Linked DNA regions of Homo sapiens: regions 2 and 3 are each linked to region 1. The links are chromatin loops, found by intact Hi-C in ENCODE. Cell type or tissue: dorsolateral prefrontal cortex. All regions are shown on one strand. Region 1 holds the start of EIF4G3 (eukaryotic translation initiation factor 4 gamma 3). Region 2 overlaps EIF4G3 (eukaryotic translation initiation factor 4 gamma 3). Region 3 overlaps EIF4G3 (eukaryotic translation initiation factor 4 gamma 3).

Region 1 (8,000 bases):
AAAATTCTATGGAGCAGCAATGGAATTGGAAAAAGCAGGCCGGCAGAAGAGAAAGCTATGTAAACCTGGGTTAATTCTTACTCATTCTTCTAATTTAGCTGAGATGTCAACTTCTTTTAGAAAGCCTTAATTCCTCCTTCCCCAGACTACTCTCACAGCAGAGTTATCAGTTATCACTGTACTTGCCTCATGACGTTTTGTTTACCCACCTCTAACCAAAAGGACCAAGTTCTTTGAGGGCAAAGATTTCTACCTTAGCTCTTCAATCCTACATCTAGCACTGAGTGTAGCAGCACACAGTGGATGCTGAATTAATGAATTCATAAACTTGCCACATCTATTGAAGCCTCAATATAAATGGCAAAATGTGGCAATCCTATTTATTTATTTATTTATTTATTGAGATGGAGTCTCGCTGTCACCCAGGTTGGAGTGCAGTAGAGCGATCTCGGCTCACTGCAATCTCCGCCTCGCGGGTTCACGCCATTCTCCTGCCTCAGCCTACCAAGTAGCTGGGACTACAGGCGCCTGCCACCACGCCTGGCTAATTTTATGTATTTTTAGTAGAGACGGGGTTTCACCGTGTTAGCCAGGATGGTCTCGATCTCCTGATCTCATGATCTGCCCACCTCGGCCTCCCAAAGTGCTGGGATTACAGGAATCCTCTCCATTGACTTAAGATGTGGTTCTCGGCCGGGTGCAGTGGCTCACGCCTGTAATCCCAGCACTTTGGGAGGTAGAAGCAGGCGGATCACAAGGTCAGGAGATCAAGACCATCCTGGCCAACACAGTGAAACCCCGTCTCTACTAAAATACAAAAAATTAGCCAGGCATGGTGGCGCACACCTGTAGTCCCAACTACTCAGGAGGCTGAGGTAGGGGAATCGTTTGAACCCAAGAGGCGGAGGTTGCAGTGAGCCAAGATCATGCCACTATACTCCAGCCTGGCAACAGAGCGAGACTCAATCTCAAAAAAAAAAAAAAAAAAAAAAAAAAAAGACGTGGGTTCCAAACATTTTCTAGAAGACCTTTGATTTTGTTTTTTTTGAGGTGGAGTCTCACTCTGTAACCCAGGCTGGAGCGCAGTGGTGCAGTCTCGGCTCATTGCAACTTCTGCCTCGTGGGTTCAAGCGATTCTCCTGCCTTGGCCTCCTGAGTAGCTGAAATTACAGGCAGGCGCCACCACGCCCGGCTAATTTTTGTACTTTTAGTAGAGACCAGGTTTCACCAGATCAGGGCCAGGTGCGGTGGCTCAATGCCTGTAATCCCAGCACTTTGGGAGGCTGAGGCAGGCGGATCACCTGAAGCCAGGAGTTCGAGACCAGCCTGGTCAACATGGTGAAACCCAGTCTGATCACGCCTTACAAAAAATTACCTGGACCTGGTGGCACACGCCTGTAATCCCAGCTACTCAGGAGGCTGAGGCATGAGAATGGCTGGAATCCAGCCGGCGTAGGTTGCAGTGAGCCGAGATTACACCACTGCACTCCAGCCTGGGCGACAAAGCAAGACTCTGTCTCAAAAATAAATAAATAAAACTGTCTGAACTTATTAATTCAATGCAAACACAACTATACCCACATACTTTGAGGGTCTGGAGATCTATTCAAGCCATGAACAGTGCTAACTCCAGCTATGCACTCCTGCCAAGATGCTTAAATGTTATCCACTTATTGAACAATGACCACTTGCGTCAAATACAAATTCCCATACTCCCTCAGGGTAGAAAAGTAGAACTGCTCTATTTCAATCCTTTTTTAATCAATACCCCATTACCAGTTGATAACACTTCACCACTGGTATGTCTGATGAAATCTACAACCTATACTTCCTTTACTGTTTATATAATAAAATTTTCTATTTTAGCAATTGTAACCTTTCAGTGTGTAAAAGCAAAGAGAAAACAATAAGAGCTGTGAAACACATCAAGAGGAAGATTAATTTTAGCTTCAATGGCATGAGGCAAAGTAAAAACTTAAAGCCACACAAAAGTAAGTGTTCCATATGACTAAAATTGGTTTAAAATTATCTACACTGGAACTTACACTTAAATTTATCTCTTTAACAAGTGCTTTTTATTCAAAAGAAAATTAAGTTTCAGCTTTTGTAACTACTTGAATGTTGCAACCAACTCAGAGCTTTTATAAGTCCTTCTATGAAATGCACTGAGAAAAAGCATACTTGAAACACAGCTGTATCCCAAAAAGCCACCCAATTCACCAAACAGTGTCACATTCAGCACTGTGGTCCTTACTACTCTGTACATCAAGGACACCTACTACAGGTTTCCTTTTATTTCTGTTCAATTGCCAAAACAGCTCAAAGATGCAGGTAATGAGTAATTTACGTGGTAGCACAATTCAGAAACTTAAAAGTCCTAACCGAGTATAGGCAATCAAGGTAAAAAATGAAATTAGAAAGGAATTTAAACTCACAAAGTAGTAAGCAAAGACAGGTTTAAAAGATTCAACACTGAACTCTGCCTTTAAGTAGGCAAACCAGCCAATCTTCCCCCACCCCAGAGACACTGAACAAAACCAACCAGGTTTTCCATAAGCAACGCTAAGTTATCACCACACTTTCTCATCGGTGAACAATTCCTAATTGAACAGAATCATGCAGGATAAAAACATTATGAAATCAGTACACACGTCACACTGGAATGGAATTTATCTTTACACTGCACCGCGGTGCCTGGATTGAAAATCACGAACTAGGTTTAAAGAACAGAGAAAATGACACTTGGCAGAAAACAAACAATGACCTGAAATGACTCTAGAAGGGAGATTGCTTTCCCTTCTCAAAGTAATCTATACAGACAAGAATCAAACTACAGACTGTGAAATAATCTGGGGACCTCACAGCAGTTAGCTTCTTACTTGCTCAAACATCCTACAATCTCTAAAAGTCAAACGCACGATGACACAAACATAAAAACACAACACATCTAACATCCAATCATTATTTATTGATTTACACAAATACAGTGGGTGTAGGGAGGAGGTGATGCATGATGAAATGTTATTCTCAGGTACGCAATACCTTTCTAAATCTCCGTGGAATACATGAATTCAACGTTTTACCTTCACCGGCTAGTTTTTGACTAAAATACCCCATCACCAAGTCTTTTCAATCAAAGCTCTCCAAAATTCTACAATCGAGCAAATAACATGAAATTAGAAACATTCAATACTAGACTTTCCTCCAGAAGCCCTGGTAACTCTCTAGACATCAGGCCTATGAGGAGTAAATTAAAGCCCATTAAAAATATTCAGCCTAACACAAATCTTCCAAGAAGTGAGACTTTTGTGGGTGATGGGTAATGTCGGTGAACTTCCTCTTCCTTTAAAAAGGTCAAAGACAGGGAAGCGTCCGGCGTCACATTTCCTCCTCAGATCTCTACCACAAACCACATCACAACTCTCCCATTACTAAAAAAAATTATCCAGAGGAACTGCTTTCTGTACATTTTCACCTTAGACTGAAAATCCAACATACCTCGGAAACGAGCTGATTGGTTTCAAACAAGAAATTTACCGATAAAGTTTATTATGTACTAATAATAATTATGGAAGCCCACTGTGTCCCGCTGTAGGGGGAGCCGAGGGGAGGTGAAGAGCAGGAGGGTGTAATCCTCACAACAACCAGAGAAAAGCCTTCCCTGCAGGGTTGGTCCCAGGCACCAAGCAAATTCTGCCCAATAAAGGGGGGGAGGGTACCTTAGGGGAGGAGGGGAGAAGGGACCCCAAGCTCTAAAAGGAAGGGGCTGCAGAAGCATGGCCAAGTGGGGCTAGCTTTCACAGTATTGCAGAGGGTCTGGGGGTCCCCCCGCAGTGCTGCTGCCGGGGCACCCCAAAAGCTCCGCCCAAGCCCGATGCAGGGGCTTGAGCCGCTGTCCCTTTCCTGGCTGGGCTGTGGCGGCCGGCAGGAGGGTCCCCTGGGCTGCGGGGTCCCCCTGGACTGCGACGACGAGAACCGAAGGGCCGACAGGAAGGTGAAAAGGATACTGTTGGGGCGCCTGAGTCTGGAGGGCCCTGATGTTCGGGTGAGGAGGGGGGACCGCTGCCGCCGCCGCCGCCGCCGCCGCCGCCGCCGCCGCTGCTGCCGCCGCCGGGTGAGGAGGCGGTACCGCTGCTGCCGCCGCCGCCGCCGCTCCGGTGCCGGGTCCGGTTCCTGCTGCAGTCGCTGTGCCTGATTTCAGAGCCGGTTTCTGCGGTAAACTCATGGCAAAGCGAAGCCACCAACCCCCCCAGAGCGGGACCGGGCGCGCCGGGGTGCAGGGGCCGGGGGCAGCGGGGGGGCGGGATGGGGGCAGACCCGGGGAGGCGGCGGGAGCGGGGGGCTGGGGGGAGCCTGGGGGGAGGAGGAGGAGGGGGCCGGGGCCGGTCACACACGCCCGACGCCGCCGCCGCCGCCGCCGCCGCCTCCGCCGCCGCCGCCGCCGGCAGCAGCAGCCGCCCCGCGGGCCAGCACCACCGGCTGCCGGTCTCCGTGACAACGCGACCCCAGGGGGGGGGCCGGACCCGGCGGGGGCAGGAGGCGGAGAGACCGGACCTTTCACGGCAATATCCTCATGGGCCGGCGGCGGGGGATCTTTATCCCCCTCCCCGGAGGAAGCGGCGCCCTTCTCGGTAGCGGGGCTCAGGCGATGCCGGTGGATTTTCTTCACTCAACGAGCAGAGCATCCAACATGGCGCTGTGGCCGCCTCCAGCAGTCCGGCAGGACGGCTGCTCGGAAAACTTCGGACTTTTTCGGAATGGCTCGGGAAACCGAGGGTGGGAAGCCTCTTCGGCTCTTTCCGGAGACTGCTAGGGGTCGGGATTCTTCGGAGACGCTCGGGTGCGTCCTCGGCCGCCGTTCGGGAGGGCTCAGGGGCTAACTCGCTTCCTCGGCAAAGATCGGCGAGGGAGGCTTCGCTGGCTTACAGCGGCGCGGGTGCGGGGCGGAGGGAAAGACCAAAGGCGAGGTCTGGCTTGCGAGAGTCCTCCCCTGCGGCCCAGCCTCGAAGAACAATGGTAATGGCCCCGGAGTCGGCTGTTCGCTGAGCCCCGCTCGCAGGGGCGGAGAGGCAGCGGCGAGGCGAAAAACCCCTGGAGAAGGAACCGCTTAACCGGAATGGAACCCGTTGGATAGGGACCCCCCGCGGGGACTTCGCGTAACCAATGCCACCCGCCGGCCTGTAACCCACGCATTTCACACCCATTGTGTCGACACTTCCTCAGACGCTCTGAGAGGTGAATGAGGAGCCCCATTTCCAGAGGACACAGAGGAAAAGTGACTAGCCCAAGGTCACCCTATCGGGAAAGGACAGAGCCTAAATCTAAATGCCACCTTCATCTGGATGAACCTTGCCGCCTCCCATATTGGCTGGGGACATGACCTGAGCCGCCATATCTAATCAGCAGCCTTAACTGAGCTCTGTGGATGGATTCAAACCTAGGCCTTCCCCAGGACTGGAGCGCCCTTTGACCAGCAGCCAGTGATCAGCTCCCCAATGTCCTATGCTGGGTGACATTTGTTGATAAGGATTTTCTTCCCAGCTAGACCTGCCAAGATCACTCCCACCCCCAACCCCGCACACCCCACTCCTTAGCAGGTGCCTTGTCCTAAGCACAGTGGCATTGAGTGGGAAAGAATGGCAGGCATCGGCCGGGCGCGGTGGCTCACGCCTGTAATCCCAGCACTTTGGGAGGCCAAGGCCGGTGGATCACTTGAGGTCAGGAGTTCAAGACCAGCCTTGCCAACATGATGAAACCTCGTCTCTACTAAAAATACAAAAATTAGCCAGGCGTGGTGGCAGGCACCAGCTACTCGGGAGGCTGAGGCGGGAGAATCACTTGAACCCAGGAGGCGGAGGTTGCAGTGAGCTGAGAGAGTGCCATTGCACACTAGCCTGGGCGCGACAGAGTGAGGCTTCGTCTCAAAAAAAAAAAAAAAATGGCAGGCGTCATGGAGCAATCAAGTTTTAATATAATATTTACCAGACATGGCACTAAGCGCTGTACCCTTCATTATCTCAAGCAGTCCTGTGAAATAGGTAGTATCCATTTTACAAATGAATAAACTGAGACTGGGGAGGCTCAATACCATCAAACCACAGAAAAGCTGAGAAAATTGAGGCTCAAAACGCACAAAAGACTTCCCCGAGGTCGCACCGACAGTGTGGCTGGCAGAGCTAAGATTAGAGTCTAGTTCTGACTCCTGCTATCCTGCTTCACACACTGCCTTACTATTTTGTTGTTGCTGTTTTTTGAGACGGAGTTTCGCTCTTGTTGCCCAGGCTGGAGTGCAATGGCACGATCTCGGCTCACGGAAACCTCCGCCTCCCATGTTCAAGCGATTCTCTTGCCTCAGCCTCCCGAGTAGCTGGGATTAGAGGCATGCGCTACCACGCCTGGCTAATTTTGTACTTTTAGTAGAGACGGTGATTCTCCATGTTGGTCAGTCTGGTCTCAAACTCCCAACCTCAGGTGATCTGCCTGCCTCGGCCTCCCAAAGTGCTGGGATTACAGGCGTGAGCCACCGCGCCTGGCCTATTGTTGTTTTTAATTCATATAAAGCTCTACACATAGTGGATGCTTAATTCGTGACAATCCCTGGGAGCCCCAAATGCTCCTTCTAGGATAAAAGAGCATCTGAAAGAGAGTGATACCACAACCCCCCTACGGCGTCTTTCTAGCTAGAGCTCCACAGTTTCTGACATTGAAAAGGATGCCTCATCCCCATCTCCAGACTGGAAGACAGCAGCTACTTCATACTGTGGCATCTTAAACTGTCTGGATTTGTAACACCTGATTTTTTTATTTATTTATTTTTTTTTTTGAGACAGTCTCGTTCTGTCGCCCAGGCTGGAGTGCAGTGGCGCAATCTTGGCTCGCTGCAAGTTCTGCCTCCTGGGTTCACGCCATTCTCCTGCCTCAGTCTCCCAAGTAGCTGGGACTACAGGCACCTGCCACCGTGCCCGGCTGATTTTTTTTCTCTTTTTGTATTTTTGGTAGAGATGGGGTTTCACTGTGTTGGCCAGGATGGCCTCGATCTCCTGACCTCGTGATCCGCCCGCCTTGGCCTCCCAAAGTGCTGGGATTACAGGCGTGAGCCACCATGCCCGGCCTGTAACACCTGATTATTTAGGATGGGATTTTCTGCTCCTCTCCACATATAATTGACTCCAGGAAGAATTCCCTAGTGGTCCTTCAGTTCCCCAGATTCTCCTTTCATTTTCTGGAATCTCAGGCATCCTTATCCCAATCAAAACCTGTTCCAAGGAAATTATTTGACTTCTCATTTACACTAGGGTGATAACAGGCCGATAATTGCCTAATTGTTATTCTTTTCTGAGCTAGCTTCATTTTCTAACTTAATAATAGCTACAAGCATCAGACAATTACTGTGTGCCAGTCTTAGCTAAGCACTTTATGAAACTTATCTGTTTTAAAATGGATAGACCTTGGGCAAAATAATGTAAAAGTCCCTGATAAGATTCTGGCCACAGGCAATCAATGGAGGAAGTTTGTAGGGAACAAAGTCAAAAAGGTAGAGCTCTGTTCTTTCAGCCCAAAGAATGGCCTTGCTCAAGTCTAGACCTCACTTGCATATATATATATATTATATAATTTATTAATTAATTAATTAATTATATATTTAATATATTATATATAATATATATTATATATTATATATATCAAGCAGCAGATATAATATATAATATATATAATATATATAATATATATTGTATATTATATAATATATAATATATATAATATATATTGTATATTATATAATATATAATATATATAATATATATTGTATATTATATAATATATAATATATATAATATATATTGTATATTATATAATATATAATATATGTAATATATTATGTAATATATTATATAATATATATTATATATTATATATAATATATATTATATATAATATATATTACATAATATATTACATATATTACGTAATATATGTTATATATTACATATAATATATAA
Region 2 (8,000 bases), 100 kb before region 1:
GTTGTCATAAGGATTGAGTTAATACACATAAAATGCTTAGAAAAGTAACTGTTACACAGTAAGTGTTACTTATAGTAATAAAGAAAATGTTCTACAGATTGAGTATCCCTATCTGAAAAATTTGGAACCAGAAATGTTTCAGATTTCAGATTTTGGAACACCTGCAAACAGTTACCAGTTCAGCACCCCCAATCTGAAAATCCAAAATCTGAACTGCTCCATTGAGCATTTCCTTTGAGAATAATGCTGGTACACAAAAAGTTTCAGGTTTTAGAACATATCAGATTTTGAATGTTTTGATTAGAGATGCTCAACCTGTATAAACTGTTCTGTTGAGTTTTTCACCAGTTAACTCCTCTGCCTAGGTTTGGTCAATTTTTGTTATCTATTTCATGGCTCATTACACTATGTAGCTGTAACCTTATCCTCCACCTCAAAGGCTTTAACTGATGTATGTACACTCATTCCAATATCTTGTAAGATGCAGTCCAAACTTGCTGCCCACCTACATTTTATGGCTTCTTAGAGTTCATCTAGATACCATCTTTCTCTGTTTAACCATGCTTCACTCCTCCAAGTACTTTTGCTTAATGAGAACCCAGAAAAACTATACCAGTAAATGTTACTACTTATTTACATATTTTTGTTCTCATTTACATAATCATTAATGTCTCTTCCTCACATTCCCACATGTACTTAAAACAACGTATCACCATCTTGCCTGGTAAAATGAGCACTCTTAAAGACAAGGATCATAGTGTCCACCACTGCTTTCTCACATTACCAGGCACAAAACCTTGCATATAGCTCTCATTCAATATATGTTTTCTAAATTAAGTTTATCTCAATATTCTTAAAAGCTCTGCAACATCTCCAATGTTTAGTCCCCTGGAAAAGCAAGCTCCAAGAGGCCAGAGGATCTTTCAGTTATTTTGTACTTAGGAAAACACAGAAAAGTAACTTCAAACACATTTTAGGCTGTCACAACAGGAAAGGCTGTTCTCTATTTAGAAAGAAAGGCCAAACAGAAAAAAGACTGAGTCTAACTCGTAGGAATTTTTACCGGGGGAGAGGAGGGGGTAGGAAAGCAGCAGCAGCATCTGGATTTCACAAATATTTGATGACACTGACTGTGAGGTTTGTCGAAAGAAAAGAGGATGAGCTAATCATGGGTAAGAATGAGATTTTTTTTGTTGTTTTACGTAAAAGGTGAGCACAGGAAGAATAGAGAAATGAAATATACTCAATCATGGTTATCTTATAAATCATTATAGAATTCAGTCAAAGATGATCTTTCAAAGTAATGCAAGACTTGAACTCAGCTAACTGTCCTATATTAAAATTTTGGAAAAATAAATTTAAGACCACAAAGGAAAACGGCAAGCCACAACTTATTACTGCTAATACAATATTATTTTTCAATAATCTAGGAAAATTTTAAGGCCACTGTGGAAAACCATTTGCATCTAGTGATTGAATCAGGATAGAATTATTACCAATTTGCATATCAGGCAGTGGCAACTAAGACTGTGGAAAAAAAAAGTTTGATGCTTACTTTCTCTAATTGCTACAATAATGTATAAACATGATTTTTGTTAAAAAAAAGAAAAAGTAGTGCCCTCTTTACCCTTCAAATCCCACTCCACTCCCTATGGCAAAATGATTAATACTCTGAAGCACATTATTACAAACCTTTCTATACACTTACAAATGTGTAAAAATAATAGCAACAACACAATAATAAATATTCAATGACATGTTTTCCTCTCCACTTATCAAAACATTAGAGATCTTTCCAAGTCAATAAACATACCTACTTCATTCTTGTTCTAAATGTTTAAGTAGTACTTCATGGTGTAGATATAACTACATTCTTCTTAACTATTAATTTTTTAAAACTCCTTAATGAAAAGAACTATATAACCTACTAACATTTTAAGAGCCAAACATGTATGTGCAAACATAAAATAAAAAACAAACTACCTTCTTTTTGCTAAGTTTCAGATATGTCAATTAATATAAATTGGAACCACCCAAAAACTGAAGAGAGGGCAGTTTTAGAATATCAAAGGTAAACTGACATTCCATAAACATTCTTGACAGCACAATAATAATTCTTAACTAGTAATAATAGACTGAATCTTTTTGTAAGTGTAAAAAGAAACTTCCAAAGAACTTGAAAGTGGACTAATTGATATTGTTGTCTAGTAAGTTCATTTTATTATATTTCATTCCATTTCTTGAGAGTAGGTACAACCGCTACCACCCCCTCATACCCTGCATACAATAGGTTCTTCAGTGCAAATGACTGATTTTCAACATTAGCTAATGCAATTCATATCAGATATAAAGAATAAATTGAAAATTCACATTAGCTTTAGTAGCCAAAATAAATGATTGATCTAATATAAGAAACATGTTAGCCAGGTGGCATGGCTCGTGCCTGTAATCTCAAAACCTTGAAAGGCTAAGGCAGGAGGATCATCTGAGGCCAGGAGTTCTAGACCAGCCTGGGCAACATAGTGAGATCCTGTCACTACAGAAAATGAAACAAAACAAAATTAGCCGGGCATGACGACATGCACCTGTAGTCCCAGCTACTTGGGAGGCTGAGGCAGGAAGATTGCTTGAGCCCAGGAGTTCAAAGTTAATTACAGTGAACTATGATCATGCTACCATGCTCCAGCCTGGACAACAGGGTGAGAACCTGTCTCCAAAAAACCAAAGAGAAACACATCCACTCCATGTAATCCTCCAGTGCAGTCCTGACACTCCACAGAAGGTTCCATAAATAAAAACTGTATCCACTACTACCATCTGCAAAAACTGGCATTTGAAAAGCACTTACACGGCCGGGCACGGTGGCTCACGCCTGTGATCCCAGCACTTTGGGAAGCCAAGGAAGGTGGATCACGAGGTCAGGCATTGAAGACCAGCTTGACCAAAATACAAAAATTAGCCAGGCATGGTGGTGCGAGCCTGTAATCCCAGCTACTCAGGAGGCTGAGGCAGGAGAATCGCTTGAACCCAGGAGGCGGAGATTGCAGTGAGTCAAGATTGCGCCACTGCACTCCAGCCTAGGTGACAGAGCGAGGCTCCGTCTCAAAAAAAAAAAAAGAGAGAGAGGAAAAAAAAAGAAGAAGAAAAGCACTTAAACAGCTACTTCCCAAATGCTATTTTCCCAAATAAGTTAAAGACAGAGAGAGAGAAGTAGCTTTTAAACATAAAGTGACAATAATCTACAACTACACCTAGGCAACACTATTAAAATTATATTATTTCTACAAACAACTTCCTATGGGATTATTAAAAATGAACAATGGGTCTAATAATATGGCAACGGTTAAGTCAAAAGAGAAAATATATTTAACACATGGATAATTATACTACAAGTCTTTTATCCCTTAACTTCCTAAGTTTTGTATCATGTACATCTAGTAGTTTATTAAAGGAGTTTACTTTTCTAAGGTAATAAAGTTGGACATTCCAAGATGACAAATATATAATAAGTATTGATGATAAATACTAAAGTTTGAAAAGCAACACCACTGGCTGGGTGCAGTGGCTCATGCCGGTAATCCCAACACTTTGGGAGGCCAAGGTACAAGGATTCCTTGAGCCCAGGAGTTTGACGCCAGTGTGGGCAACATAGGGAGATCCCATGTCTATACAGAAAAAGACATTTAATTTTTTTATTTTATTTATTTATTTATTTATTTTGAGATGGAGTCTCACTCTGTCGCCAAGGCTGGAGTGCAGTGGTGCTATCTCGGCTCACTGCAAGTGCTGCCTCCCAGGTTCACGCCATTCTCCTGCCTCAGCCTCCTGAGCAGCTGGGACTACAGGTACCTGCCACCACGCCCGGCTAATTGTTTGTATTTTAGTAGAGACGGGGTTTCACTGTGTTAGCCAGGATGGTCTCGATCTCCTGACCTCGTGACCCGCCCGCCTCAGTATCCCAAAGTGCTGGGATTACAGGCGTGAGCCACCACGCCTAGCCTTTAATATTTTTTAAAAATAAAAAAGCAACACTATTGAAATGAAAGTCATAAGCGTTTTATCTAACACCACACTAAGCTTGTTCAGATTTCATATCAAATAAACGGTATGAATAGTTTCTTCATTGTAGTTGTAAGAATAGAATACTTACTGATGGTGGCAGCAGCTGCTGGTACATATCTGAGTGATGACTGTGTATCAAGCTCTAGGAGGTTTAAATGGATTTGTCTCATTTAACCTTCTTAAGAACCTTTGGAGATCAGCACTATTATTATCTCCATTTTACTCATGAGGAAGGAAACTGAGGTGCAAGAAACTTACCCAATGACACACACAGCTGCTAGTGGAAGCGCCAGGATCTGAATTCATTTGGTCAGATTCCAGAGCCACTTAGCTGCTCTTAACATTCTGCTCCCCATGTAACCTATAAACTCCAATTCATCTGCTAATAAATATGAGTATTTTCATGATTTAAATATTATGTCATTCCCTTAGTAGAAACTCTTCAACAGCTCCTTCTATACATCAGATAAAACCCAAATACTTTATCAAAATCTTACAAAATTACATGACCTAGATTTTGTCAGCCTCTAGAAGGGCATTTTCAAACGCCCTTGCAGCTATTCACATTTAAATTAATGAAAATTAAATAAAATTTAAAATTCAGGTCCTTAATTGCATTAACCACGTTTCAAGTGCTCAAAAGGAAATGCTCTACTGGACAGCACGGTTCTGAGCCACCAATCATCAGGAGGCTCCCACCTTAAGGCCTTGGAGCTCTGCAATATCTATTGGGAAGGTTTATGCTCTTCCTCTTCATCCATGAACAGCTGAATACATTTCATGGTTCAGGTATCACCTAAAATGGCATCTTCTCACAGGAACTGTAGGCCTCACAGCATGGACCCCTCTAAGTCTCCCTGGGCACACGCCACATGCAGATTTCGGTGCTTTCCCAACCTTCTTGGTATAAAGGTCGACAATTCTATTACCAAGGGCTCATGACAGCCTAGTTTTGTTAGAGACTGTATTGTAGGGAAGTCTATGATGGTATTGTCACATGCTGGATCATTCTGAGTGCCTGTAGACAACGTCCCTGGAAGAGATATTTTTATTTTTTAATGGAGACAGGTTTTCACTTTGTTGTCCAGGCTGGAGTGCAGTGGTGTGATAATGGCTCACTGCAGCCTTGACCTCTGAGGCTCAAATGATCCTTCCACCTTCTCTCATATCTTAACAGAAATGATCAGTTTTAAATCTTGTTTCTCTATTTCTAAACACTACAATTTTCATTATTTTTTACTTTCATATGTTTTTCTACCACCATCTAGTAGAGTACCATAGATGGTATTGAACAAATACTGGCTAGATGAATAAATATTAATAATATTAACCAATCTTAATAATTTTGCCTAACGTTTGAGAAAATCTAGATTCAAGTTTCTCAACAGTGACACTACTGCCATTAGGGCCAGGATAATTCTTTATCATGAGATTGTTGCATGCACTTGGATGTTTAGATACTTACCTGGCCTCTACCCACTAAATGACAGCAGCATCCTCTGTCCATCTCCTCAACCCTCACCAGCTGTGGCAGTCAAAAACATCTCCACACATAACTAAATATCTCTGGGGGTAAACTCACCTCCAGTTGAGAACAACTGACTTAGGTATTTCCAAATGACTGGCAAATTCTAAGCTAAACATTATAAGAATGCCTAACATTATGAAAATATCTAAATGCTATCATCTCGTATTTAAATTTATCAAATACAAAAATCTGGATTTCTAACTATGGTCAGTTATCATTCATAAATGCTACTGGAGAAAAAAATAATAATAATTTATATACATAAATCTTCTTACAACCAAATCCTTTCTGTCTTAACAATCAAGAAAATTTCATTACTTTTCCATACCAAATAATTCAAACGCATTAAACAGGAAAAAAAGATTAAATGGCTAAGAAGAAAGTTCTTTAAAAATTCCTAATTATTATGTTCCTACAGAATTAGGAAGATTATAACTGCTGTGTAATAACTTGGAAAAATATTTTCCAATACAATGTTGTATTAAAAAAGAAAACTAATCCAGGTACACTGGCTCATGCCTTTAATCCTAGGACTTGGAGAGGCCGAGCGAGGTGAGAGAATCGCTTGAGCCCAGGAGTTCGAGACCAGCCTGGGAAACACAGCAAGACCCTGCCTCTACAAAAAGTAAAGTATTCGCCGGGGTGGTTACCGTAAGTGAAAAGATGATAATCACAATCATGAAAACATGGGAAAGTATAAAACTCACTGATAGATCAGATACACAAAGAAGAAAGAAAAAAGAATCGAATCTTATCACTACAGAAAACCAACAAACTGAAATAATAAACAAGGAGAGGGAAAAAAGGAACAAAGGATATACAAAACAACAAGAAAACAATTAACAAAATGATAGGAATTAGTACTTATCTATCAATAATAACCATGAATGTAAATGAATTAAATTTCCCAATTAAAAAATATAGACTGGCTGGATTAAAAAACATTACACACCTATATGTTGCCTATAGGAAATTCCCCGTAAAGACACACATAGGGCCGGGCAGGGTGGCTCATGTCTGTAATCCCAGCACTTTGGAAGGCCAAGGTGGGCAGATCACCTGAGGCCAGGAGTTTGAGATGAGGCTGGCCAACATGGTGAAACCCCATCTCTACTAAAAATCCAAAAATTAGCCAGGCATGGTGGTGGGTGCCGGTAATCCCAGCTACTTGGGAGGTTCAGGCAGGAGAATCACTGGAACCCGGGAGGCGGAGGTTGCAGCAAGCCGAGATTATGCCATTGCACTTCAGCCTGGGCAACAGAGTGAGACTCCAACTCACAAAAAAAAAAAAAAAAAAAAAAAAAAAAAAAAAAGACAGACATAGACTAAAAGTGAAGAGACAAAAAAAGTTACTCATCACAAACACAAACCAGGAGTAGTAGCTATACTACTCCTGCCTTATAAAACAGGTTATAAGTCAAAAACTGTAAAACAGACAGAAAAGGTATACCATATGATGATAAACGGATCAATTCAGCAAGAAAATATAACAATTATAAATACATATGCACGTAACAAAAGAGCCCCCAGACATATATAGCAAGTACTATTTGATCTAAAGGGTGAGATAGACTAAAATAAAATAATAGTTGGGGACTTGAACTATTATTCAACTTAAATATCCCACTCTCAGCATTGGACAGATGATCTAGAAAGAAAATAAATAACCAAACGTTGGATTTAAACTGCATTTTAAACGAAAGACACCTAACAGACATTTACAGAACATTTCATCCAACAGCTGCAGAATACACATTCTCTTCATCAGCACACGGGTTCTCCAAAATAGACCACTTAGGCCACAAAACAAGTCTCAGCAAATTTAAAAGAAATAAAATCATACCAAGTATCTTTTCTGACCGATATACAATGAAACTAGAAATCAGTAACAAAAAGATCTTTGGAAATAGATCTGTACAAATACATGGAAATTAGGCAATATCCTCCTGAATGAACAATGGATCAATGAAGAAATGAGGAAGAAAATTTTAAAATTTCCTGAAATAAATGACAGTAGAAACACAAAATACTAAAATCCATGGGACACAGCAAAAGCAGTAGTAAAACGAAAGTTTATTGCAATAAACACCTACATCAAAAAAGCAGAAAGAAAAGCAAAAGCAAAGCAGCAGAAAAGCAAAAAAGCCAAGATATGCCCACTGCACTCCAGCCTGGGAGAGAGAGCAAGATCCCATCTCAAAAAATAAAAATAAAAAATAAAAAAATAGAGACATGATACTACCTAACTTCAAAATATGCTGCACAGCTACAGTAACCAAAACAGCATGATACTGGACTAAAAACATAGACCAATGGAAGACAACAGAGAATCAAGAAACAAATCCATTTATTTATAGCCAATTCATTTTTTTAAGGGTGCCAAGAATATACACAGGAGAAAGGACAGTCT
Region 3 (8,000 bases), 59 kb before region 1:
GAGGCTGAGAATGGCTTGAGCCCAGGAGTCGAAGCTGCAGTGAGCTATGATTGCACCACTGTACTCCGGCCTGGCTGATAGAGGCCCTATCTCAAAAAAAAAAAAAAAAAAAAAAAAAAAAGAGCTATGTAATGTTTTTTAATGCAGGGAGAAGAGTAGCACTGTACATTTTTTGCAAATCACTTTCATGTCTGGTTTAATGGTAGACCAGCTGAATTCTTGTTTTCTTTTTTTAATAAGCTTTCTTAGGCTGAATGATTTTTTTTTTAAATTCTATCAAATGGATTCAGACAGAAGAATGAATTCTTACATGTGCTTCTGCATTTAATCTGTTACATGTTATTTTGAAGTCTGTGGAAAAAACCTGGTCTTAGACCAGGAAAAAAGAAGAGTATTTTAACACTCTTTCCTAAATATTGGGCTTTTTTTTTAATTACACCAAAATTCAATGAGTGATAGTTTTTAAAACTTAGGTGAAATTTCTAATCTAAAACCAAATGAATCAACTTTCCATGTGCTGTTACAGTAAAATCAACTGGTCTATACTGCATTTTAAATATATCTTTCACCTGTCCATGATTTTGTAACATCATTCATTGGTCACCTGGAAAATACTGGTGCACTGTTATACAGGTCTTCCTTGACACATTTCATTGTACAGTATCAAAAATCTTATCTGGGCCAGGCAAAGTGGCTCATGACTTGTAATCCCAGTACTTTGGGAGGCTGAGGCAGGAGGATCCCTTGAGCCAAGAGTTTGAGACTATCCTGAGCAACATGGTAAAACCCCGTCTCTTCAAAAAATACAAAAAATTAGCTGGATGTGGTGGCACATGCCTGTATTCCCAGCTACTTGGGAGGTTGAAGTGGCAAGAATACCTGAGCCCAGGAGGTTGAGGCTGCAATGAGCCATGATCACAGCACTACACTCCAGCCAGAGTGATACAGTGAGGCCCTGTCTCAATTTTTTTAAATCTTATCTGTTCATATCGCTACTGATCTCATCAGAAAAGTCTATTAAGTATTGGAAAGTTGTCAAGTTCATGGTGGTGGATACAACTGTCCAAAATTCTAATTTTCACTTGAAAGCTGTACTTTTTTTTTTTTTTCCTTGAGACGAGTCTCGCTCTGTTGCCAGGCTGGAGTGCAGTGGCGCGATCTCGCCTCACTGAAACCTCCGCCTCCCGGGTTCAAGCCATTCTCCTGCCTCAGCCTCCCGAGTAGCTGGGACTACAGGTGCATGCCACCATGCCCAGCTACTCTTTGTATTTTTAGTAGAGACGGGGTTTCACCATGTTGGCCAGGATGTTCTCGATCCACCCGCCTCGGCCTCCCAAAGTGCTGGGATTACAGGCGTGAGCCACCGTGCCCGGCCCTTGAAAGCTGTAATTTTACCACTGGCAACAGTTTTCCTTGAAATCACAAGCACAGTCATCTATTTTTGATAATTTATCTGGAAAATATCCAAGCATAAATAACCAGTTTATCATTTCAAAATGGTGATGCTTGAAAAAAGCCATTTCGGCTTGCCACTCACTCACACAAGTGTTATTCATTAAGACCACTGTTGGACAATTATGCAACAGAACTGCTTTATGTGTACTTCCCATTTTATCACACAGAATATTAAGAAGATGTATATTCGAAGGCCAACACTTAATAAAAAAAATTTTTTTTGCTGTTTCATCAAAGATATTAAGTGAAAAGTAAAACTGACATTTTGTTTGTTTTCAATGTGCATGTTGGGGAAAAACTCAATCGTTATTATTAGCTCGGTTTGGTACCACTAACCTTGATTTGTGCTAAGGTGCCAGCAGCAAATCAATTGTGCAAGTCACTTTGCTTATGCCTGTAATCCTAGCATTTTGAGAGGCTGAGGCAAAAGGAACACTTAAGGCCAGGAGTTCTAGACCAACCTGGGCAACATGGTAAGACCCCATCTCTACGGAAAAAAACCTTTTTTTAATTTACAATTACAGTTTACATTTTCACAGTTGGCGAAAATGTATACAAAATAAGGGCAAAAAATATCTTAGTATAATCTTATCATGTGTTCACTGGAGCAGCCCTTTTAATTTCCTTCAAAAACTTTTCCTTTGCATTCACAACTTGGCTAACACGTTCCTTGCAAAGCTTAATCATTTCTAGCTATTGTAAAGTGAGACATGTAACCCTTCCTTTCACATGACCCACAGAGGACACTGCAGGGTTATTGGCCTAATTTCAATATATCTCAGGAAAGAGCAAGGTCCATGGGGAGAGAGGGGAATGGCCTTTCAGTGGAGCAATCAGCACACAGTATTTTTTACTAGGTTTTCCTTATTACATGAGCATGGCACCTCAAAACAATTACAATAGTAAGATCAAAGATCACTAAAAAGAATTATAAAGAGACATGAAGTGAGCACATGCTGTTGAAAATGATGCCAAAAGCTTTGCTTCATTCAGTTGCCACAAACCTTAAATTTGTTAGGAAACAAACAAACAAGTTATCTGTGAAGTGCAACAGACTGAGGTGAAATAAAGTGAAATGTGTCTGTATAAGATTGTTTCTTCACCTGCAAAATGAAGGGGAAAAAAAATGTGTACTACTTCAGAGAGCTGATATACAGCTCTCTGTATACAGTTAAATGAGACGATTTATTAGAATAATTTGTTGTTGTTGTTGTTGTTGTTTTTAAAGAAACAGAGTCTCACTTTGTTGCCCAGGCAGGATGCAATGGCACGATCACAGCTTATTGCACCCGTGAACTCCTGGGCTCAAACGGTCCTCCTGCCTCAGTCTCCCAAGTATCTAGGAATATACAGGTAGGGACCACCATGCCCAGCTAATTTTTTTTTAAATTTTTTGTAGAGACAGGAGTCTCATCTTGTTACCCGGGTTGGTCTAGAACTCCTGGCCTTAACCAATCCTCTTGCCTCAGCCTCCCAAAGTGCTACGATTACAGGTGTGAGCCACTGTGCCCAGACAATTTAAAGGATACCCAGGGCCTTGTATATTGTAGGCATACAACAAACCACTGCTACTATTATGAGCTCTAAGAGCAATCGTCTAATAATAAAGGTCAAAATGAGGTACAATACTTCAATAGCAGCTGAATTAATGACAGAATAACAGAAAATTTCTCAGACTTCAATCCTGTATTTGTACAACAGTCCATATAACATATCTGAAATAAATTTTCACCATGTGTAATACATTATATTCCCTTCTTAGAATATGTGACAACCAAGCTTTAGTATCTAAAAATTTAGTATATCAGCTTGTTTAATATTGAGATTGTTAAATACAATTTTGAAAGTTCTATTTGATACTTTCCAGCAGAAACCATGTAACATCAAGGGTAATCAAGGGTACTCACTAGGTTTATCTTAACAAATGACTTGTCTAGGAGGGAAATTTGAGACAAATGAGAAAATAAAATAACCATAAATAAGACACAGATTCGGATATTAGGATCAACAAAATCCTCCAAAATCTCGTTTAAAATATCAAAATACAGGCCAGGCGCGGCGGCTCACACCTGTAATCCCAGCACTTTGGGAGGCTGAGGGGGGTGCGGATCACAGGGTCAGGAGTTCGAGACCAGCCTGACAAACATAGTGGAAACCCTGTCTCTACTAAAAATACAAAAATTAGCTGGGCGTGGTGGCGTGCACCTGTAATCCCAGCTACTCAGGAGGCTGAGGCAGGAGAAACGCTTGAACCCAGGAGGCGGATGTTGCAGTGAGCCAAGATCACACCACTGCACTCCAGCCAGGGCGACAGAGTGAGACTCCTTCTCAAAAAAAAAAAAAAAAGCAAATACAACAAAGCTGGGTGGCAGGCACACAAGTATCTGTTATATTATTTTTATAATTTTCCATATGCATTAAACATTTCATTAAAAGATTAATCACTTGCATAAAAAAATGAAAGAGAACTCTTGGGTATTGCAAATTGGAAATAAAATTGTAAAATATAGTCCAGCTCTATCTGATAAAGACTACATATCCAAATGTAATATCTATTAAATAATAACTTTTTTATTTCACCTTAATGGTTAACTTCTATACAAGAAAGGTGAAGGACAAAGACAATACTAACAAGATTAATCTTAAGGAGATATGTCAATCTGAACTGAGGCTAAAGGCATTTTTGAATTATCCACATAATTGTCTAAACTCTCCTTTTCATCTTATCTAACATAAAAACATTAATATTTTCAAAATCACCTGGCACTGGTAAAAGATTCTTGTATCTCATGAATGAGTATCAAGCACCAACAATGAGTTAGATGAGATACGGTCACACACAAAAAAATAATGTTTATTTTGACTGTACTTTTTAAATGACAAAGAGTAATTTCAACAAAACCAAATGCTGCAGTGTGGCACTCAGCTATAACAGTGTATTTTCTTTATCCAAATAAACACAATAAAAGCTTTGCTTTGCATTGTTCATTATAAAAAACTGAATTTTTCTTTTGCAACTATTTATTTTTAAATAAGGAAGTAAAATTCTCAAAATGATACAGTTGCTGCTGCAAAGTATGAATAATAAGACTGAGGGAGGTAAGAGAGAAAGGACTAGTGCAAGCCCTAACAAAAGCCCTGTACACTGGGTATGGCTAAACCCTGAGCATGAAAGCACTCTTTGTAATTCTGGTCAATGGAAGGCCTTTCACTGTCCCAGTATATAGTAAAAAAAAAAAAAAAAAAAAAAAAATTAAAAGCAGAAGTGGGAGGATGGGGAGTTCGCCTCTTTAGGGGATATCTCCTCAGCTGCCTGGCTACAATAAGGACGAAGATTGCATGAACACAGGAAAGCTTTCCAAGCATGCAGCTACTAGGTCTTTGTTCAACACAGACCAGCCAAAAAAAGGACTCATGTACCCTACTTATACTACATTTCAATTTACTCTTAAACCAAATTCCAGGAATTGCATTTTTATCTCACATTGGCCCCTGCAAACTAGTTCACTGAGAAATCCACAGAGGACACAGTCTTTTGGCTTGCAATTTGGATTCCAGCAAAGATAATCCCACTCCTTTTATTTGAGAAGACATTAGAAAAGTTATTAAGAAATTTCATGATTTTGTTCATTTTTCAAAGGCCGCATAACCAAATGCAGTTCTCTATGAAGTTAACAGTTCATTGTCTCACTAAGCACTTCACATATGAACAAGTAATACAGGTTCATAACCAGACACCTCCGTATTTCAGTATACAACACTTTGAAAATAGTAAACCCTCAGGGTGTGGATCATAACTATTTTCCTCATTGCCATAACTGAACCAACTAAAATGCAATTAACGAAAGAAACTGTCATAGTTTAATTAGCTTTGGTTGATAACCCACTGTGTAATTATCTGTGAAGCTACAGGTAGCATAAAGCATCATTTCCTTTCAGGTTCCAAACAAAGAAAAGGCTCATTCTCTAGTATTAAGATTAGATATAGAAATGTTGGGCCCGGCGCAGTGGTCCACACCTGTAAACCCAACACTTTGGGAGGCGGAGGCGGGCAGATCACTAAGGTCAGGAGCTTGAGACCAGCCTAGCCAACATGGTGAAACCCCGTCTCTACTAAAAATACAAAAATCAGCTGGGTATGGTGGCGGGTGCCTGTAATCCCAGCTACTTGGGAGGCTGAGGAAGGAGAATCACTTGCACTTGGGAGACAGCGGTTGCAGTGAGGCAAGATCGTGCCACCACACTCCAGCCTGGGCGACAGAGCGAGACTACATCTCAAAAAAAAAAAAAAAAGAAACAGAAATGCTGAGAGCTGGGCACAGTGGCACATGCCTATAGTTCCAGCTATAGGTGCACCAGGATCATACCTGTGAATAGCCACTACACTCCAGCCTAGGCAACATACTGAGAACCAAGCTCTATTAAAAAAAAAAAAAAAAAAAAAAAAGAGAAGAAATTTTGATTTTCTTTTAAAAATACATATATATGAAGTTAATATATCTGCATTACTGGAAATTTTCTTTTAAAAATCCAACTCCATGACTGAGATTTTAAGTATGTATATGGCTGACTTTATGAAGAGCTACATTAGAATTAGCTTGTAAGACAAATTAGATTGCAAATAAATGCATTTTAATAATTAAAGATTATTCTGAAGCCTATCTAGTTTAAGAAATTTTGTTTATAACACTACTTTAAGAACTACTGAATGCCATCTTTTGAGCTGAAATGGGTATGAAATGCTTATAGAATGAGAGATTTGAAAGAGCCCTGGGAGATAATCTTATGAAATGAATGTCTGACTAAATAAAAGGGGAAAAAAAAAAGACTTGAGAAATAAAGTAACCTATTGAAGGTAACATAGCTAAATTTCCTTTATAAAATGACTACGGAGAATAAAATACCAAATTCATGTACAGTTTGCAACCTAATTTTCCCGGGTCATGATTTGCAAATGAATAATATAGCCCCAAAGGGCCACCATATTTTCTGGAAATCATGCTGACTAGTGAAAGAAAATGGTATTTCAGTGAGAATAAAAGGAAAAAGATACACAAAGAATAAGTTAACTTTATTTGGCAAACAAAAAGTAAATATTATGTAATTTGAAAAAGGACAAAGAAACTATAGATATAACCATAACCTATAGATCTGCAGGTGGCTTGTGCTATTAACTATTACTTTTTTTAAGTATCACTGAATTATTGTTAAAGAAAAACATTTATATAGTACGGAGGCTATAAAAGAGAAAGGACTAGGATACAAGGATGTAAGGTAGAAAGTATCTTCCATCATCCAATCTTTTTCTTCCAAAAGTAACCACTATCAAGTTTCTTAAGCATCTTTCCAGAAATTTTCTACACATACACATTTATCGATTTAACGACTCTTAAAAACTATTTCTAAAATTAATCATTGTGATTGTTCTAAAATTATCTAAAATGTCAGCTCTATAGGTATAAAAATAAAATTTCTAAAATATGGGTCTCATTCACAATTATGAAAACATATGATGAAGACTGTTGGTGAAAGTTATAACACGGAATATAAATATACCAAATTCTTAAGACTGTGGCCCAATAGTCCATCTGCAAAGATCGTTTCTAGCATTTATTTTCGCACAATGGAGAAAATTAAAATATACATACTAGATAAATGATGCTGTCACTTTTGACAAGTTACATAATCTATAAATTTACAACAATTTATCAATCCAGTCCATCTTCTTTTCCTCTATTTCCTCTCAATTACACATCATTAAGTCTGTTCCAATTGAGTAATCACTCCTTTGTAAGCAAAATTAGGTCAAATCATAAACTAACAATAGCACTCCATGTCCTGATGTAAAAAAACCAACTAATAAAAATCTATGTCCAGGCGCAGTGGCTCACATCTGTAATCCCAGCACTTTGGGAGGCTGACCAGCCTGGCTAATGTGGTGAAACCTCGTCTCTACTAAAAATAGAAAAATTAGTTGGGCATGGTGGTGCATGCCTATAATCCCAGCTACTTGAGCAGAAGGCAGGAGAATCACTTGAACCCAGGAGGCAGAGGCTGCAGCGAGCCGAGATCACTACAGCCTGGACAACAGAGTGAGTGAGACTCCATCTCAAAAAAAAAAAAAAAAAAATCTAACATACTATTATACAAATACATATAGTCTTCAGTAAATATGTCCTAATAGATCCAAGATACCAGTTATAAATATGCATATCCCAATTGATTGATGGGGTTAAGAAAAAAGACTATGGCACCGAATATGAATCTCAACTCACATTACTTAATACGCATCTCAGTATAAGAGCACGAGTATGAACTTTACCTTCTTTTTTACTTTTTACTAGCTTCCTAAGGAATATGCAGCATAAACTTAAGTCAGACCAACAAGTTTAGTTTCCTAACCTGTAAAATGGTTTTTGGGGTGTTTTTGAGACAAGGTCTCACTCTGTCACCCAGGCTGGAATGCAGTGGCATGATCCTGACTCTCTACAGCCTCAACTTCCTGGGCTCAAGCAGTCCTCCCACCTCAGCCTCCAAGTAGGTGG

Evidence for each region. Peaks named below come from ENCODE experiments on the same cell type or tissue, not always from the same donor. Only the 100,000 strongest peaks of a DNase experiment are listed, where the experiment ranks them.
Region 2: it touches region 1 in a loop (4-fold over the local background); 8 of 110 quality-filtered maps call a loop at or near these places.
Region 3: a loop joins it to region 1, with 6 times the contacts of the local background. A loop is called at or near these places in 9 of 110 quality-filtered maps.

Annotation. Positions count from the first base shown.
Region 1 is chr1:21,172,168-21,180,167 of GRCh38, forward strand. It overlaps EIF4G3 (eukaryotic translation initiation factor 4 gamma 3), which reads right to left and starts at 4,730. Exons shown (of 37, transcript NM_001391906.1): 1 at 4,555-4,730; 2 at 4,008-4,191. RefSeq lists an enhancer at 4,645-4,694. In dorsolateral prefrontal cortex, a CTCF peak has its summit at 4,742; DNase peaks (open chromatin) are centred at 3,377, 3,880, 4,170 and 4,804; H3K4me3 peaks cover 4,184 bases; H3K27ac peaks cover 4,829 bases.
Region 2 is chr1:21,068,702-21,076,701 of GRCh38, forward strand. All of the region lies in intron 3 of EIF4G3 (eukaryotic translation initiation factor 4 gamma 3), which reads right to left. Among named protein-coding and RNA genes, the nearest start is that of MIR1256, 84 kb to the left of the region's middle. In dorsolateral prefrontal cortex, a CTCF peak has its summit at 4,137; no DNase peak of the experiment used is centred here; H3K27ac peaks cover 1,640 bases.
Region 3 is chr1:21,113,054-21,121,053 of GRCh38, forward strand. The region is part of intron 2 of EIF4G3 (eukaryotic translation initiation factor 4 gamma 3); the gene reads right to left. Among named protein-coding and RNA genes, the nearest start is that of EIF4G3, 60 kb to the right of the region's middle. In dorsolateral prefrontal cortex, no CTCF peak of the experiment used is centred here; no DNase peak of the experiment used is centred here; H3K4me3 peaks cover 1,029 bases; H3K27ac peaks cover 6,083 bases.